2 separate regions of the Homo sapiens genome follow, and region 1 is linked to region 2. Evidence: chromatin loops called from intact Hi-C (ENCODE). Cell type or tissue: mammary epithelial cell. All regions are shown on one strand. Links, peaks and the distances in the headings refer to the core of each region. The heading gives the core; the rest is flanking DNA. Region 1 overlaps GNG7 (G protein subunit gamma 7). Region 2 overlaps GNG7 (G protein subunit gamma 7).

Evidence for each region. A loop is a pair of places that touch in the nucleus more often than their neighbours do. Peaks named below come from ENCODE experiments on the same cell type or tissue, not always from the same donor. Only the 100,000 strongest peaks of a DNase experiment are listed, where the experiment ranks them.
Region 1: a loop joins it to region 2, with 4 times the contacts of the local background. A loop is called at or near these places in 10 of 110 quality-filtered maps.

Annotation. Positions count from the first base shown.
Region 1 is chr19:2,526,628-2,531,994 of GRCh38, forward strand. All of the region lies in intron 3 of GNG7 (G protein subunit gamma 7), which reads right to left. Among named protein-coding and RNA genes, the nearest start is that of GADD45B, 53 kb to the left of the region's middle. RefSeq lists an enhancer at 2,966-3,025. In mammary epithelial cell, for the core only: no CTCF peak of the experiment used is centred there; a DNase peak (open chromatin) is centred at 3,034; H3K27ac peaks cover 1,178 bases.
Region 2 is chr19:2,576,618-2,581,984 of GRCh38, forward strand. The region is part of intron 2 of GNG7 (G protein subunit gamma 7); the gene reads right to left. Among named protein-coding and RNA genes, the nearest start is that of MIR7850, 51 kb to the right of the region's middle. RefSeq lists enhancers at 351-495, 2,794-3,088, 2,907-2,956, a cis regulatory region at 417-430 and a silencer at 2,794-3,088. In mammary epithelial cell, for the core only: a CTCF peak has its summit at 3,009 (motif pointing left); a DNase peak (open chromatin) is centred at 2,924; H3K4me3 peaks cover 751 bases.

The DNA of each region.
Region 1 (5,367 bases), core at 83-5,082, 50 kb before region 2:
ATGTATTATACACTTATTGCATACATATTTTATATTTATTCATCATTTACATAATTTATACATTATTAATTATATAGTTTGATTTCTATTTTGACATTTACATTGTTTGCTATTGATTTTATATTTGTATTTATAATATATTTAGATTACTATTTTATATCTGTATATATGTATTATATAGTTATAGAATCTGTTATAGGTTTATTGAATATTGTTTATCTTAACTTTTTTTTTTTGAGAGGGAGTCTCGCTCTGTCGCCCAGGCTGGAGTGCAGTGGCACAATCTCGGCTCACTGCAACCTCCACCTCCTGAGTTCATGCCATTCTCCTGCCTCAGCCTCCCGAGTAGCTGGGACTACAGGCGCGCGCCACCACACCGGGCTAATTTTTGTATTTTTAGTAGAGACGGGGTTTCACCATGTTGGTCAGGCTGGTCTCAAACTCCTGACCTAGTGATCCACCCGCCTCAGCCTCCCAAAGTGCTGGGATTACAGGCGTGAGCCACTGCTCCCGGCCCTATCTTAACTTTTTATTTTGAAACAATTATGGACTCAGGCAGTTGCAAACATAGTCCAGGGAGCCCCACGCACCCTCTCCCGGTCCCCTCCAGGGCGACGTCACCTGTGACTATGAGACACTATCAGAACCGGGACCCTGAGGTCAGCCCAATGCTGTGTCTCACTCAGACGGCACCACTCCCACCGGCCCTCATCTGGGGGTGCAGAGGGAGTTTTGGTGTCGCGCATCCCTCCAGGAAGGGGGCCTGGGTTCCTGCCTGGAGGCATCGCCCCTCTGGAGCTGTGCCCCCGCCCTCGAACCTGTCCCCACTGGGAGGAGGAGAGGAGGTGAGGAGGTGTGGCCTAAACGTTTGCTGAGCAGATGGCTGAGCAGACAAAGACCCAAAACTGCGACAAAATTGACAGTGGTGTCAGTAAAGAGAGACACAGCCTAGGGCCCCAGTCTGCAAAATGGGCTGAACTCCGAAGTTCCTAAAATCCTAAAGAGACCTGATCTACACCGGGAAGTTTAACTCACTCCAGTACAGGCCCTCTCCCTCTGGCTGGATCCTTTTCTGGGGTGGGGCTGTCCTGGGCACTGCAGGGTGCTGGGCAGCATCCCTGGTCTCCACCCACTCCTTGCCAGGAAACCCCCCCCCCCACCAGTGCGCCCACAGTCATGACCAGCACAAATGTCCCCAGACTTGGACAGGTGTCCCCTGGGGGAAAATTTTAGGCCTTTATGGAACTCCCTTATCAGGAGAAATCCTGCAGCTCAGAGTGGTTCCCTTAGGCAAAACGCAAAGAGTTTGAACCCAGCTGACTGAAGGCCCCAAAAATAAATGGTACTGAATGAAAATATGCTAGGCGTGGTGGCTCATGCCTGTAATCCCAGAACTTTGGGAGGTTGAGGCGGGTGGGTCATTTGAGGTCAGGAGTTCAAGACCAGCCTGGCCAACATGGTGAAACCCCCACGTCTGCTAAAAATACAAAAAAATGAGCCAGGCATGGTAGTGCGTGCCTGTAATTCTAGCTACTCAGGAGGCTGAGGCACAAGAATCGCTTGAACCCAGGAGGTGGAGGTTGCAGTGAGCCAAGATCGCGCCACTGCACTCCGGCCTGGGTGACAGAGTGAGACCCTGTCTAAAAAAAAAAAAAAAAAAAAAGGCCTGGCTCAGTGGCTCACGCCTGTAATCCCAGCACTTTGGGAGGCCGAGGCGGGCAGATCACGAGGCCAGGAGATACAGACCATCCTGGCTAACACGGTGAAACCCTGTCTCTACTAAAAAAAAAAAAAAATACAAAAAAATTAGCCGGGCATGGCGGCGGGCACCTGTAGTCCCAGCTACTCAGGAGGCTGAGGCAGGAGAATGGTCTCAAAAAAAAAAAAAAAAGTAAATACAGGGGTGTTTCCAAAAGGGCTTTAATTTTATTAGCATCCCAGAATGCTTTGTGACTAGGAGAGGCCCCACAGGGCGGGAGTCTTCCCCCAGATGTGAGCCCCGTTGCATTTGAAGGGAGTGAGACCACAGCTCCCACAGAGGAGGGAACTCGGGAAGGTGGTAGGCCAGAAATCTGCCCTTGCTCTACCAAGCTGTGTGGCCTTGGGAAAGTTTCCTTCCCTCTCTGAGCCCCAGTGACCTCTGTTGGAATTCTCAGAGGGACACTCTCATCTCTGCACCAGGCCTGGCCCCCAGGTTCCTGTGTGAGGAAACAGGGGTTCCAGAGTCTGGCAGGCAGGAAGAGGACCCTCTTCCAGGGACCTGTGGCAACTGCCAAATATAAACACAGCTGCTGGAAAGACAAGGTGGCTGGAACATCCTGCACCCAGCGAATGTGGAAGGGCCGGTTTGCCCGGAGCTCTTGAGAAATCTCACTCCCCGTGGACTTGCACCCTGTCGCCACTCCCCTGACCTGCCCTGAGGCTGGGGTGCAGCAGGGAATTGCAACAGCCCCCCACCGCCGGCCCTGGAGAGACCTGGGCAGAGCTGGAAGCTGATCAGATTAAAAATCAGCATGGATCGGATTCGGGATAGAGCCACAAACTGGGTGTCCTGAAATTACCCATTTTTGTGTTGGTGGGTTTTTTTGTTTGTTTGTTTGTTTTTTGGAGATGATGGCTCACTCTGTCGCCCAGGCTGGAGTGCAGTGGCACCAACTCGGCTCACTGCAACCTCCGCCTCCCAGGTTCAAGCGATTCTCTTGCCTCAGCCTCCCGGAGTAGCTGGGATTACAAGCATGCGCCACCACGCCCGGCTAATTTTTGTATTTTTAGTGGAGACAGGGTTTTGCCATGTTGGCCAGGCTGGTCTCGAACTCCTGACCTCAGGTGATCCACCTGCCTGGGCCTCCCAAAGTGCTGGGATGACAGGCGTGAGCCACCACGCCCGGCCCATTTTTGTGTTGTTGAACTTAAAGCATGAGCTTGGGCAAATCCCTTCTTCTTCTGAGCCATAGGGTAAAGGTGAGAGGAGAGTCTTGTAAGCTCCGTGATGAGTTCCAGAAGTCCAGGGTGACCAGTCATGCTTAGATCATTTCCGTGTCATTTATGGACTCGATGAGAGACAAAAGGGCCTCTGGGGACTGTGAGTTGCATCAGCCTCTTGCTGAACTGACAGAACATTCAGGTTTCAGGGAGAGGTGAGGTCATTGCCAGGGATCTTGTTCAAGGGATAAGGGCTGACACCTGCTCCTGAAGAGGGACCACACGGTGCCTGCCTGGAAATGGAAAATCCGGGCTCGCACTCTGGCTCTGCTCCTGGTTTTTGGGTCTTGGCTTCCTCAGCTGGAAGATGAGAGGGCTCCTCTCAAGGCTGAGGATGGGTCCCCATTTGTCATCCTGTGGCTCCAAGATCAAGAGGATCTAGAATATCCATGACCTCCTTCTAAACGACTTGGACTTTGGGTTAAAAATCTCTCTTGGCAGATTTTGGCTTGCACAATGGTGGATTAGCAGCTAAGGACAAACCCACTCTCTTGCTGAGGTCCACTAGAAAAGCTGGACAGGGCCGGGTGCGGCGGCTCACGCCTGTGATCCCAGCACTGTGGGAGGTCGAGGCGGGAGGATCACTTGAGGTCGGGAGTTTGAGACCAGCCTGGCCAACATGGTGAAACCCCATCTCTGCTAAAAATACAAAAATTAGCTGGGCATGGTGGCACGTGCCTGTAGTCCCAGCTACTTGGGAGGCTGAGGCACAAGAATCACTTAAACCCGGGAGGCAGTGGTTGCAGTGAGCTGAGATTGTGCCACTGCACTCCAGCCTGGGCGACAGAGAGAGACCCTGTCTCAAAAAAAAGAAAAAAAAGCTGGACAGGGCTGGGTGCGGTGGCTCAAGCCTGTAATCCCAGCACTTTGGGAGGCTGAGGTGGGAGGATCACTTGAAGTCGGGAGTTTGAGACCAGCCTGGCCAACATGGTGAAACCCCGTCTCTATTAAAATACAAAAATTAGCTGGACGTGGTGGCGGGTGCCTGTAGTCCCAGCTACTCAGGAGGCTGAGGTACAACAATCACTTAAACCCGGGAGGCAGAGGTTGCAGTGAGCTGACGTTGTGCCACTGCACTCCAGCCTGGGTGACAGAGTGAGACCCTGTCTCAAAAAAGAAAGAAAAGCTGGACAGAATGTCAAAGCATCTGCTCAAGGGCCTGCAGGGTTATTAAGATAATGGAGAATTTCCAGCCAGGATTTAGGGGAGGATCGAAAGAGAGCCTGGGTTTGGGGTCACTTTTTCCTGGGGTTGGGAGGGTTTGCTGAGAGGCCGAGTGATATTTCTATCAGCTTCACGAGGCCAAGGGTACAGAAATTGAGGTCCAGGGTTTCCTGAGGAGAGAAGGCTTGGTAAATTCCCCCTTGGTGTGAATTGGGACAACTTAATATTGCACTGTAAGAGTAACGGTCACAGCTGGGCACAGTGGCTCACGCCTGGAATCCCAGCACTTTGGGAGACCGAGGCAGGTGGATGACCTGAGGTCGGGAGTTCAAGACTAGCCTGGTCAACATGGTGAAACCCCGTCTCTACTAAAATACAAAAATTAGCTGGGCATGATGGCGGGTTCTTGTAATCCCAGCTAGTCAGGAGCTGAGATGAGAGAATCCCTTGAATCCGGGAGACGGTGGTTGCAGTGAACCGAGATCGTGCCACTGTATTCCAGCTTTGGCAGCTGAGTGAGATTCCGTCTCAAAAAAAAAAAAAAAAAAAAAAAAAGGAGTAAAGATCAAGAGGAAGCAGACAGGTCCTTCTAGCAACTACAGCAGAGTTTTGAATAATCTCAATCCCTAATATTGGATTAAGGTGATGCGAGATTGCTGGTGGCCCCAAATGCCTGGAAGAAGTAAACATAAATCCCCTCTGGAGGAAAATAATACGATCCCAGGCCTCAGATTATTTCTACATGCAAATCCGCAATACAGGCCGGGCGCGGTGGCTCACGAGGTCAGGAGATCAAGACCATCCTGGCTAACATGGTGAAACCCCGTCTCTACTAAAAATACAAAAAATTAGCCAGGCTTGGTGGCAGGCACCTGTAGTCCCAGCTACTCCGGAGGCTGAGGCAGGAGAGTGGCATGAACCCGGGAGGTGGAGCTTGCAGTGAACCGAGATCGTGCCACTGCACTCCAGCCTGGGTAACAGAGCGAGACTCCGTCCCAAAAAAAAAAAAAAATGCACAATACAATATCTGGCATGCAAGTAAGACATACGAGGAGCCAGGACCACATAAACAAAAATCAGCAGAAATAACCAGCACTGCCAGGTGCGGTGGCTCACGCCTGTAATCCCAGCACTTTGGGAGGCCTAGGCAGGCGGATCATGAGGTCAGGAGATCAAGACCATCCTGGCTGACACGGTGAAACCCCGTCTCTACTAAAAACA
Region 2 (5,367 bases), core at 155-5,154:
CTCAATGCAGCCTCCACCTCCTGGGCTCAAGCGATCCTCCCACCTCAGCCTCCTGAGTAGCTGGGACTACAGGTGCGTACCAGCCCATCTGGGTAATTTTTAAAACTTTTTTTTACAGATGGGGTCTCCCTGGGTTGCCCAGGCTGGTCTCAAACTCCTGAACGCAAGCGATCCTGCTGCCTCAGCCTCCTGAGTAGCTAAGATTACAGGAGTGCAGCATCACCCTGGCTAATTTTTAAAATTTGTTCTAAAGACAGGGTCTCGCTATGTGGCCCAGGCTGGTCTCAAACTCCTGGGCTCAAGTGATCCTCCCACCTCAGCCTCCCAAAGTGCCGGGATTACAGGCGTGGGCCTCTGTGCCCGGCCTGAATTTGCTCTTAAGTCATTCACGCTACGTGAGTCACCAGGGCTGTCCCGTGTGCAAAGTTCCAGTAAGTCTTTGTATTCCTGTTGGCAGGGTCAGGACAAGGTCCACCTCGCAAGCTGGGGCTGTGGGGCAGTGAGCTCAGTCTCTGTGTTGCGTAACCAATTGCCATCCATGTGGCGCCTTCCAACACACATCCACTTAGTACGTCACGGTTTGTGGGGTCAGGAGTCCGGGAACAGCCAAGCCAGGGCCTCTGTTCAGGGTACCCCCAGGGCTGCAGTCTGGGTGTTGGTTGGGGCTGCGTCTCATCCAAGGCTCGCCCGGGGAAGGCTCTTCATCCAGCATTCCCTCAGGCTGTTGGCACCATTTGCCTCCCTGTGGTTGTAGGACCGGGGTCCCTGTTTCCTTGCTGGCTGTTGCCTGGGGGACACTCCCAGCTCCTATGGGCCACCCTTGGGTCCTAGCTATCAGACCCTCCTCGGGCCTTCTCGCAATGCACCGCTCACTTCTTCACACCAGGAACCAGCAGGGGAGTGTCTTCCCACAACTCTGCTAAGCTAGAGTCTTCTGGGTGGGCGTGGTGGCTCACGCCTGTAATCCTAGCACTTTGGGAGGCTGAGGCAGGAAAATTGCTTTAAGCCAGGAGGCGGAGGTTGCAGTGAGCCGAGATCACGCCACTGCACTCCAGCCTGGGTGACAGAGCAAGATTCCATCTCAAAAAAAAAAAAAAAAAAAAAATCAGCGTAATATTTTACATATTATATATGCATGTAAGCATTTGCTACATATTTATATTGAGAAATAAATCTAAAAAGAAAATGTAGAACATCCCTATATAAAATGTTATGGTGTTATTTTCCTTTTTTTTTTTTTTTGAGATGAAGTCTTGCTGTCACCCAGGCTGGAATGCAATGGCGCAATCACAGCTCACTGCAGCCTCAACCTCCCAGGCTCCAGATCCTCCCACCTCAGCCCCTCGAGTAGCTGGGACCACAGGTGTGCACCACCACGCCCGGCTAATTCTTTTATTTTTTTGTAGAGACGGAGGTCTCGTTGTTGCCCAGGCTGGTCTTGAACTCTTGGGCTCAAGTGATCCTCCCACCTTGGCCTCCCAAAGTGCTGAGATTACAGGCGTGAGCCACCGCGCCCGGCTACGTGCTTGTCTTATTCAGCATTATGACATCATAGAGGGTGCTGATTCTTAGGGGCTTTGAGGGTCTCTGAGGGCTTTGAGGCTCAGAGATCTGCTGAGACACAGGTAGCGTAGGCAGAGCTGGGACAAATCCCCCGTTAGAGCCGGGGGCCCTCGGAGAACCCAATACGGGACCCAGAGGACCGAGGGCAGCCTAGTGCCAACTCCTGACTCGCCCTGTTCTCTACTATGTTAGGAAGCTATTTGCAGTTTTGTATTTGATAGAATCTCTTCCTGAATGCTTGCTCCGATCCTTTGTGGAATGAGGCAGAATATAAATAAATCAACAGAAAACGGTGCTCCAGCCACAAGCAAGAGACTGCCCGTCCTGCAGGGCCTAAGGAATTCACGAGCAACGCCCGCCCAGGGGCTGGGCTCAATGGCTGGCAGCCACAGGTTTCATCGCTAACCAGGCCGGAGAAGCTGGGCAGAAAAGCACCTGTTTGCAGCTTTTCAGCAGGACCTCTCCCCCTCAGCCCTGTGGACATTGGGGCTGGATCCTTCTCTCTGGGGTGGGGCCGTCCTGGGCACTGCAGGGTGCTGAGCAGCGTCTCTGGTCTCCACCCACTCCCTGCCAGGAAGCCCCCCAACACCCCGAGACCAAGAATCATCAGCTTCCAAATGTTAACATGCACAAGTAGGGAAACCGATGCTAAAGGATTTTAAGGTCACAGAGCTGGGAAGGGGTGGATCGGGGCCTCAAACCCCTGGCTCCCGGCCCCCCAGGGGCCGAGCTGTGGGGATGTGGATCCCAGACTGACCCCGGCATGGAAAACCACCAGCGTGGCCCGGCGCCAGACCTGCTTGTCTGTCGCTTGTCTGCGAGAGGCCAGGAAATGGCTGGGAGAGGGAGAGACGGTTAAACGAAAAAACATCCCAAGAATGCACATGGCTCGTCTCCGGCCCTGGCAGCCCGCCCCGCCGGTGCCTGCAGCAGAGGGTCCCGTGATTTGGGGCTCCGCCTCAGCATCTGCGGGATGGGTGCCCCCGGCCGGGCAGGTCCAGACGCCAAGGTCTGCACAGGGGTCACCCGGACACACCTGACTCGGACCATGTGGCTAAGTTTGTTTTGAAATTTCACTGCCCCAGCGTAACCCAGAGTCCAGGCCACGCCCAGCACGGCTGGCTCCCGTCCGGGTCTCTGTGTCCTGCAGCTCAGGGTGGCCAGGGCGGGCGGGCAGGAGGGCAGGCACCTGGCACCCACCCAGACCTGCGCCCTGGCCATCAGGCTGCCCCGGGAAGCCGGGCGACCGGGAAGATAGCAGAGTCAACAGGGCGGGTGCAGGAAAGGGCGCTCCCCATGCGAGCCTCTGAAGCCCTCGGCACACAGCCCTGGAGGCTGGGAATCCTTGAGCGTTTTCCTCTGAGGTCTCCAAGTGTTTATGGTAACAAGAGGAGGGAGGAGGGCGAGGGGACGGCCGCCGCTGGGCAGCAGCTCCGCCTGCTGGTCACCTTCCTCGGGGACATGCAAGGACAAGCTGCCGACGGAAGGGGCTTTGGCAGAAATGCGGGGAGCAGGGGACGCACCCCCACGGACAGGGGCTTTTCTGGTTGCCAAACGTGCAGACGACGGGCCTGACATCCCCATTTCCCAGGAACTCTGTGGATGGGTGTCCTGGGGCTGCCGTAAGAAAGTGCCACAAATGGGGGACTGGGAGGGGGTCTTAAAACCACAGACATGGATCCTCTCCCAGTTCTGGAGGCCAGAAGTCCAAAATCATGGGGTCTGCAAGCCTGTGCTCCCTCCAGAGGTTCCAGGGGAGAACGCTTTCTGCCTCCTCCAGTTCTGGGGGCGCAGGTGTCTCTCAGCTTGTGTCCTCCTCGGACACCTGGCCAGAATCCACTAGGACTTTAAAAAAAACCATTGCACCCCCCCAGTGCCATCCCAGAGGACCCACTCAATAAACACTGGAGCAACTCCCAGGGCAGGGGAATGCAGGTGTGCCCAGGGGTCAGGGCCCATACACGCAGCTGAGTGAGCCCTGCCAACCCTACCAGTCCCAGTCCTGGCCCCCGACATTGGTCCCGGCCTGGCCTGCTCACCCCTTCATGCCTCTCTGTCTAAGGGGCAGGGATAGGACGCAGCCCTGCTGCTCTCTGTCTGGTTCTATTTTTTTTTTTTTTTTTTTTTTGAGGCTGAGTCTCACTCTGTTGCCCAGGCTGGAGTGCAGTGGTGTGATCTCGGCTCACTGCAACCTCCGCCTCCTGGTTTCAAGAGATTCTCCTGCCTTGGCCTCCCAAGTAGCTGGGACTACAGGTGCACTCCACCATGTCCGGCTAATTTTTGTATTTTTAGTAGAGACGAGGTTTTGCCATGTTAGCCAGGCTGGTCTCGAACTCCTGACCTCAGGGGATCCACCTGCCTTGACCTCCCAAAGTGCTGGGATTGCAGGCATGAACCACCGTGCCCAGCTCTGTGCCTGGTTCTGTTTTATTTTATTTTAGAGACAAGGTCTTGCTGTTACCCAGGCTGGAGTGCAGTGGTGCAATCACAGCTCACTGCAGCCTCAAACTCTTGGCCTCAAGGGATCGTCCCCACTCAGCCTCCCAAGTAGCTGGGACTACAGGTGCCACCAAGCCCAGTTAATTTTTACATTTTTTTTTTTGAGACAGAGTCTTAGTCTGTCTCCCAGGCTGGAGTGCAGTGGTGCAATCACGGCTCACTGCAACCTCCCCCTCCCAGGTTCAAGCGATTCTCCTGCCTCAGCCTCCCGAGTAGCTGGGATTACAGGTGTGCACCACCACGCCCGGCTAATTTTTGTATTTTTAGTAGAGACAGGGTTTCACCATGTTGGCCAGGATGGTCTTGAACTCCCGATCCTAGATGCTCCACCCGCCTCAGCCTCCCAGAGTGTTGGGATTACAGGCGTGGGCCACTGCGCCCGGCCTCTGCCTGGTTGTTGAGGCAGAGACTGGTGTCTTCTTCCCTCGTCTTCCCCTCATATCAGGCCTCAAGAAAGACTTCCATGAACGCTGTGGGAAAATGCACTATGATGTCCCTCACTAGAAGTGCCTTCGCCGCAGGCCCAGCCTGAAAGTGATTAATCTCTGCTTCCTCCTCTCCCCTCCCCCAACAGAGTTTGTCTAAAAGTGCCCAGAGGCCTGGGTGACAGACTGATGGGGGGGGCCGCGGGGGTGGAGGGGTGATGGGGGTGGGGGGGTGGGGGGCGGAGGGTGTCTCTCGGGTGGCCTGGAGCACCAGCAGTCAATTCCTTCACTTGCAAATTGCCCAGGAGGGGTCAGCAGAGATACTGAGTTCCCAAACCACAGGGGGGTGAGAACAGGTCTGAGGCTGTGGGGTGGGATGTGGGGGCCCCCTCCCTGGTCCCTGGTGTTGTTTACCAAACACAGCAGCAAAGCTGTGTCTGCAGCCAGGACGCCTGCAGCCAAGCTCCTGGCTGCACTCCCAATGCCCACTTCTGCACGTGTTTTCACCCCACCCTGCAGGGATGGGACACCTCCCCTTCTTGAGGGTGAGGACACTGTGACATGTTCCTCAACAAGATGCCTGGCCAGGCCCCATTCACTCTGCATCACCCAACAGGTGTTGAAACAACGCATGAACCGTGTTATGGTCTAAGGTGTAGGCTCTACTCAAGATAGGCACAACTTTGTGGAATAAAATATCAAGGTTTCACAAGGTGACAAGTGGCCAGTTGCTCAATTTGTGTTAGAGAAACAGAGAATGTCTGGGAGGGGACAGGGAGGTGAGAACATTTTGTGGAGGGTTTGGCATGCAGCCTGTGCCCTATAACCCTCACTTTAAGCCAGGGTGCCAGCATCATCCTATGTCACCTACCACCCATCT